Linked DNA regions of Homo sapiens: region 2 is linked to region 1. The links are chromatin contacts, found by Hi-C in ENCODE. All regions are on one chromosome and are shown on one strand. The core of a region is the stretch at or near the end of the contact, and the rest is flanking DNA. Distances in the headings are between cores, read along the strand shown.

Region 1 (4,271 bases), core at 1,504-4,003:
TATTTATGTAAAATTCTAGAAAATGCAAATGAATCAAAGTGACAAAAAGCAAATCGGTAGTTTGCTGGGAGTGCAGTGGGTAAAGGGGGATGTGGAAAACTGGGAGGGAGGGACTCCCAAGGGGATACCTATGGTCTGAATGTTTGTGTTCCCCCCAAATTTATACGCTGAAGCCCAAACCCCCGAAGGTGATGGCATTAGGAGGTGGGCCCTTTTGGGAGGTGATGAGGTCATGAGGGAGGAGCCCTCATGAAGAAGATTGTTCCCCTTATAAGATAGGCCCATGGGAGCTCATTTGCCCCTTCCACCTTGTGGGGATACAAGAAGGCTCCACCTTTGAAGCAGAGAGAGAGCTGTCACCAGACAATGAATCTGCCAGTGCCTTGATCTTGTACAGCCTCAAGAACTGTGAGGAATACATTTCTGTTGTTTATAAGCTACCTAGTTTATGATATTTTGTTATAGCAGCCCCAAAAGACTAAGATAGGGCCCAAGGAAATTTTGGGGGATGATATATGTGTTCACTCTCTTGATTGTGGTGATGGTTTCATGGATAGATACAGATACAGCCTCAAAATTCATCAAACTGATACTTTAAGTATGTATAGTTTATTATATGTCAATTATACCTCAATAACACAACATTTAAAAAATAAAACTATGACTACAAATAGAAATTTTAAAAAATATACTCAGTGAACAGAAAAGGAAGTTTTGGTATTGTGGCTAAACTCCCTTTTTTCTCCCAGTATTAAGTAATAATACGTAGGCATATTTACTAAAATATTGCCATGTACTAGGCATAATATTAGATACTTTATATGTGTTAGTTATTTAACATTCACAACATCCCTGTGAGATAGATAACCCTATTAGACCATTTCATAATTGGAAAACCGATGGACTTAACCAAGTACTCACTTGTAAAAGTGGCAAAGTCAGGATTTAAATCATTCTTGACAACTACACTCACTACCTCACGTGAGACAAAACCCTCATTTAATTGTTAAACTGTGCTTGCTGTCTTGAATTAGAAATACTAGACTAGGAAGGAGACCTCCAGAGAGCCAGAGAGGAAGGCTGAATGAGGGCCAGAAATAATCACCCGGAACTGAGTTTGGAGTGATAAATACTTTAGCTCTGGCTCCATACCTGTCCTGCAACTGCATCCTGACTCTGTGTATAATACTTAACTGCCTGTGTCAAGTAATTCAGCCTAGACCTGACCCTTTCCCTTATTTGTGCAGGTGACTCTGTTTCTGCCCCAGGCCAACCTTAATACCCAAGGCCCTTCACCAGTTTTTGCAGCAAAGATTTTTTGGTAATTTTAGTGGTGATCTGGAGATTCATAGGAAAGAGTCACATCTCCCAATGCTCTGCTCAGTCCCCCACCTCCTGCAGCTACCTATTTCTCTAAGCCTCCCCCGACTTCCCCCACTTCTCCAGCCAGACTCCCATCACTCTTCACATTTCCTCTGCAGTGCTTGGTCCCAGTCTTCCGTCTACTTTCCTTCTTCACTTAAGACCAAGGCTATGTCTTTTACCCACCTCATTGCTATCAAAGCCCTTTCTCCCTTAGGAAATTATCTGGCCAGCTACTAAGAAGATAAATTTGTTTCTGTATCCTGACAGAAGTTATTGCTGTCTTCCCAAGGCTGACCTGACAAGTGTGTTGCTGTAGTAACCACATCTAAAAAAATGTGTGGCCAACAGCAAAGATATGGAATCAACCTAAGTGTCCTGTCAATGGATAATAGGATAAAGAAAATGTGGTATATAAACACAATGGAATACTATTCAGCCATAAAAAAGAATGAAATAATGTGTTCTGCGGTGACATGGATGGAACTGGAGGCCATTGCCTTAAGTGAAACAACTCAGAAACAGAAAGTCAAATACTGCATGTTTTCACTTATAAGTGGGAGCTATATAATGTGTACACATGGGCAAAGAGTGTGGAATGATAGACACTAGAGACTTGGAAGGGTGGGGGCACAGAAGGTGGGGAGATTATGAGAAATTACTTAATTGGTACAAAGTACATTTTTCAGATAACAAATCCAGTAAAAGCCATGACTTCACCACTGTGCAATACATGCATGTAACGAAATTTCGCTTGTACCCTTTAAATTTATACAAATAAAAAATGCATAGAGAATGGGAGGGGACCTTCTTCTCAAAGAGAATCTCAGCCCTTGGTTATTAAAACAAAGGCCAAAGCTCATGCACACCTCAGAAATCAGGTCTAAAATTTTCAGACTGATATCAGATATCCACTGGTGGCTAGCGGGTTCACCTGCATCAATTTGTATGATTTTATTAAGGAGGGGATAAAAAAAAGTTTGCACACTTCTGTCCTCCTTGCAAGCTTTGCACAGCTGCCTTCCTAGGGCTTGCAAAATATAGTTTCAAATGTGAAGGGGGCATTTATAACTCAGCATCTCAGGTCTCCAGGGGCAGGAAAAATGATACTAGGATAATGTCTGCCACCAACCAGGATTGTCTCTCTTACCTCCTCTGTGGCTGCATTTGGGAGAATAAGGGCTGAAAAGGCAGGGAGAGTGGATAGGGCCTCTCCAACAGTTTGGGCAGCATGAGGTAGAGAGCAGAATAAATACTGCTCAAGGAAGTGAAACCCGCTATTGGGTTTGTAATGCCTCTTTGCTGTTCTGCTAGCTCCCGCACTCCAGAGATGACTAAGCAGCTGATTCATTGTGGCACCCTCAGAAAAACAGCTCAGCCCTGAGAGAGGAGTCATGCAAGAGGAGAGGGCGCGCATGTGTGTGTGTGTGTTACGGGTGAGGGGGTGGTGTCTGTCAACATGTCTTTTAATGAGCAGTCACAGTATTTTACAAAGGCTTGAATTAGTTGCCAATATGTTTAAAGAAACACAAAGATGAGGTTTTTTTTGCATGAAAAATCCGAATTTGTGAATATCAGCTGATCTGACACCCTGTGTTACTTTAATAGCTTCCTTGCTGGTCTTCCTGCTTCCATCATTTTCTCTTTTACAGTCTGTTTTCAACCCAGCAGCCAGAGGGATCCTTTTCCAATGTAAATCAAATTATGTCACTTCCTTGATTAAAATCTTCCCATGATGTTCCATCTCACTCAGAGTAAAAGTGAGAGTCCCAGAAATGCTCTGTGAGACCTACCTGCTGAGGTACCCTGTTACCTTTCACCTGTCCTAGTCTTCCCTGTCCTCTTCCTCTCCTTCCCCTTCCACTTTCCTCTCCATCTCCTCCTCTTTCTTTTCCTCCTTCTCCTAGTATAAAAGATGGAACCAGACTATTCTGTGGCTCTATTTTCTGTGTGTTTTTGAGTAAATTACTTAACTGGTCTGTGCCTCACTTCCTCATTGGTGAAATGAGGCTAAAAATCGTATCCTGTTCGTAGTGTTGTTTTGAGAACAAAATGAGTTAATATTTTTAAAGCCCCTAAGACAGTGCCCGACACATAATAAAAATAATCCCATTGCTCTTCTAATCCAGCCATGCGGATTTTCTTAATTTTGCTCAAATAAGATAGGTTTGCTCCTGCCTCAGTGCCTTTGCAGATGCTCCTTTCTCTGCCAGGCTGTGGCTTCTACAAATACCCATCTCTTTCAAGCCTTACTTACCTGTATTTGAAGTGAATGAAAAATTGAAAAACAAAAACCCAAGTGGACCAAAAAATAAACAAACAAAAGCCAGCCAGGAAGAAATGAAGAGTATTGATTAAATTCAGCAAATAAATGGAAGAAAAAAAAAATCTCAAAATAAAGACTCATTTACAAGGTGGCTTTAGGAAAAGAGATTCAAATTAAAATTTAACAAGAAACATTGAAGAAAACTGGAAAATAACCAAAATAATTAAAATTTATAGTAATTTTTTTCTAGAAAATCATGAGGACACCTAAAGTATAAATTAGATATGGCTCAGCACTGTCTAGTTTACAATTTACCTTATGAAGTCAACTTATTGCTCTAAGTATTTGGGTCCAAGCATCTGGGACCAGCTTGTTACCATCTCTGACTATTGGAAAACCTTTTGCCAATTGCTTCCCCTCTGCTTCCTTTTCTAGTCCCGTCTGAACTGTCTTGTCTGGCCCTGTTTCCACCCAGGAAGCCGCAGATCCTGACTCCTTGTGTTTGTTTCTCTGCCCAGATGAGAAACACCCATCACCTCTGACTTTCCAAGGAGCAAATCACGCTCCGTGCCGGGCTCCCCCAACAACACCACTCCCTCTTCCCTTGCGATCTCCAGGTCCTCCTTTGACACTTCACTTCTCC
Region 2 (4,063 bases), core at 1,397-3,896, 200 kb before region 1:
AACAGTAAGAAGAAGAAAAAAAGCTACCTTGAGATAGATCAATGAGATTATCCAGTCTGAAGACCAGAAAGAAAAAAGAATAAAGTAAAATGAATAGAGAGGCTTGTGAAACACTATCAAGTATACTACTATGTATAATGAGAGTCCAAGGAGGAGAGGAGAGGGAGAAAGCAGAAAGAATATTTGAAGAAATAATGGTTGAAAAATCCCTAAATTAGGCCAGGCGTAGTGGCTCACACCTGTAATCTCAGCACTTTGGAAGGCCAAGGCAGGTGGATCACGAGGTCAGGAGTTTGAGACCAGCCTGGCCAGCATGGTGAAATCCCATCTCTACTAAAAATACAAAAAATTAGCTGGGCATGGTGGCACGTGCCTGTAATCCCAGCTACTTGGGGGACTGAGGCAGAATTGCTTGAACCTGGGAGGTGAAGTTTGCAGTGAGCCGAGATTGCGCCACTGCACTCCAGCCTGGGTGACAGAGCAAGAGTCCATCTCAAAAACAGCAAAGAAAAAAAAAAAAAAGAAAAATCCCTAAGTTGGACGAAAGGCATTAATCTACACACCCAAGAGTTGAATGAACTTCAAGTAGGATAAACTCAAAGAGATCCACACATTACAATCAAACTGTCAAAAGACAAAGCCAAAGAAAATTTTGAGAGCAGCAAGAAGTGACTCATCATATACATGGGCTCCTTAATAAGAGTATTGGCCAATTACTCGTCAGAAGCCTTAGAGCCCAGAAGGTAGTGGGATGACATATTTAGAGTGCTGAAAAAAATTGTAAACAATAATCTCCAATCTGACAAAAGTATCCTTCAAAAAGGAAGAAGAAATCAAGACATTTCCAAATAAACAAAAGCTGAGGGAGTTTATTCTCTGTAGACCTGCCCTATAAGATATGTTGAAGGAAATCCTTTAGACTGAAATAAAAGAACACTAGACAGTAACTCATAGCCATATGAAGAAACAAGGAATGCCAGTAAAGGTAGCTACATAGGTAAATATAAAAGCCAGTATTATTTTATTTTGATTTGTAATTTTTCCCTATATGATTTAAAAGACACATTCATAAGACAACAACTATGAATCTGTGTTAAATAGGCACACATATTTAAAGATGTAATTTGTGACAATAGCAATTAAAGAGAAAAGCACCAAAGGCTCAAATCGTAGAAGGGTAGAGTTTCTTTTTAACTAGGTGGTTATAAATTTATAGATTGAATTATAATCTCTAATATAACCACAAAGAAGATAACCAAAATATATACAAAACAGAAATGAGACAGAAACCAAACGTTATACTAGAAAAATCAAATAAAAAAGAAGGCACTAATAAGGAACTGAGGAACAGAAAGATGAATGACATAGAGAAAACAAATGGTAAAATGTTTAGTCCTTCTTTATTGTGTTATATGGAAATGGATTAAACTTTCAATTAAAAGGCAAAGATTAGCAGAAAGGGGGAAACAAACATGATTCATCAATATACTGCCTATGAGAGACTAACTTTAGATCTAAAGACACATAGGTTGAAAGTAAAAGGATGGGAAGTGATATTCATGTAAATAGAAACCAAAAGAGCACAAGGTTGGCTACACCAATATCAGACAAAATAAACTTTAAGTAAAAATTATTATAAAATACAAAAGTGCATTACATATTGATAAAGAGTCAATCTGGAGGATACAACAGATGATATAATGATAATATACACAACTAACTACAGAGCATCAAAATATATGAAGCAAAAATTGCCAGAAATGAAAGTAGAAATCAACAGTTCTACGGTAATAGTTAGAGACTTCAATGTCCCACTTTCTTTTTTTCTTTTTTTTTCTTTTTGAGATGGAATCTCATTCTGTCGCCCAGGCTGGAGTGCAGTGGTGCAATCTCGGCTGACTGTAACCTTCGCCTCCCCAGTTTAAGTGATTCTCCTGCTTCAGCTGCCCGAGTAGCTGGGATTACAGGCATGTGCCACCATACCTGGCTGATTTTTGTATTTTTGGTAGAGTTGGGGTTTTCACTATGGACTCGATCTCCTGACTTCAGGTGATCCGCCCGCCTCGGCCTCTGAAAGTGCTGGGATTACAGGCATGAGCCAGCACACCTGGCCTAATGTCCCACTTCCAATAATGAGGTGGAACAACTAGACAGATAATCTATCTATCTATATACAAAAGACTCGAATAACATTATAAACCAACTAGACCTAACAGATGCATGCAGAACCCTTCACCCCAAAACAGCAGAATACACATTATTCTTAAGTGCACATGGTACATTCTCCAGAATAGACTAAACAAGTCCCTATATGTTTAAAAAGATTAAAATTGTAAGAAACATCTTCTGTAATCATAATGGAATAAAACTAAAAATCAGCAACAGAAGGAAAGTTGAGAAGTTCACAAATACATGGACATTAAATAACTAATGGGTCAAAGAAAAAATCACAAGGAAATTAGAAAATACATTGAGATAAATGAAAATGAAAACAAACATACCAAAACTTATGGGATATAGTAAAAGCGGTGCTCAGAAGGACATTTATAGCAGCTAGTGCCTACATTAAAAAGATCAAAGTCTCAAATTAATAACCTAAGTTAAGGAACTAAAAAAGAAGAGGAAACGAAACCCAAGAGAGAGCTTGAATTACTAAACTAAAATCAGAAATGAAAGTGGGGACATTACTGACCTTATAGAAATAAAAAGCATTATAAAAGAACACTATGAGCATTTGTACACTAATAAACTAGATAACCTAGATAAAATGGAAAAGTTCCTAAAACACACAAAGTACCAAAACTGACCCAAGAAGAAACAGAAAATCTGAAGAGGTGTATAACTAGTAAAGAGTTTGAATCTGTAATAAAAAAATCTAACAAAAAAGGGCCCAGGACCAGATGACTTTATTGGTGAATACAGTGTATTAAACATTTAAACAAGGGTTAACACTGATTCTTCTCAAGTTTCTTCAATAAATAGAAGAAAAAGGAACACTTCCTAACTCATTCTATGAGACCAACATTATCCTGATGCCAAACCCAGACAAAGAAATCACAAGAAAAGAAAACTACAGACCAATATTCCTTTTGAATATAGATGCAAAAATCCTCAACAAAATACCAGCAAACTAAATCCAGTAGCATATTAAAAGGATTAGACATCACGTAAAAGTGGGATTTATCCTAAGAATGCAAAATTGGTTCCACATATGAAAATCAATCTATGTAATAAACCACATTAATAGAATGAAGAAAAAAGTCACATGATCTCAATTGATGGAGAAAAAGCATTTGACAAAAATCTTACATTCTGCCATGATAAAAATTCTCAAAAAAACTAGGAACGGAAGGGAACTTCCTCAACACAAGAAAGGGAATTTATTAAAAAACTCAAAGCTGAGAGCATGCTAATTTTTGGAAGACTGGAAGCTCCCCTCTATTAGCACAACAAGGCAAGAATGCCCACTTTCACCACTTCTATTCACCATTATACTGGAAGTTTTACCCAGGATAATTAGTCAAGGAAAATAAAAATAAATAAAAAATATCCAAACTGGAGAGAAAGAAGTAAAATGATCTCTATTCACATATGATGTACATCCTAAACATACCACAACAAGATCCCAAACTCCTTAGGGCTAATAAACAAATTCAGCAAAGTTACAGGATACAAAAACATGCAAAAATGAGTTGTATTTCTATATATCAGCAATGAACAATCTTAAAAGGAAATTGAGGAAACAATTACATTTATAATAGCATCAAAAATAATAAAATACTTAGGAATAAATTCAAGTAAGGAGCAAGACCTCTACACTGAAAACTACAAAATGGTACTAAAAGAAATTGAAGAAAGTATAAATAAATGGAAAGACATTCTCTGTGCATGGAATAGAGACTTAATATTCTCAAGACGGTAATACTCCTCAAAGAGATCTACATATTCAATGCAATCCTTATTAAAATCCCAATGGCCTTTTCTGCAGAAATGGGAAATCCTCAACTGCATGTGGAATTGCAAGAGACTTCAAATAGTTAAAACAATATTGAAAAAGAAGGAC

What was found. A loop is a pair of places that touch in the nucleus more often than their neighbours do. Pooled maps may share reads with other maps.
Region 2: a loop to region 1 is called in a map of GM12878, with 3 times the contacts of the local background. The contact joins two enhancer-like sites. A Hi-C loop is called at or near these places in 1 of 168 maps with a recorded cell type or tissue (GM12878), 8 of 37 single-sample maps with no recorded cell type and 4 of 50 pooled maps.

What each region holds. Positions count from the first base shown.
Region 1 is chr3:112,675,418-112,679,688 of GRCh38, reverse strand. No RefSeq gene overlaps it. Among named protein-coding and RNA genes, the nearest start is that of CCDC80, 36 kb to the right of the region's middle. Within about 2 kb of position 2,753, at least 14 of the 41 ENCODE cell types and tissues checked have a DNase peak (open chromatin) inside an H3K27ac peak, as active enhancers do.
Region 2 is chr3:112,872,399-112,876,461 of GRCh38, reverse strand. No RefSeq gene overlaps it. Among named protein-coding and RNA genes, the nearest start is that of CD200R1L, 28 kb to the right of the region's middle. Within about 2 kb of position 2,646, at least 2 of the 41 ENCODE cell types and tissues checked have a DNase peak (open chromatin) inside an H3K27ac peak, as active enhancers do.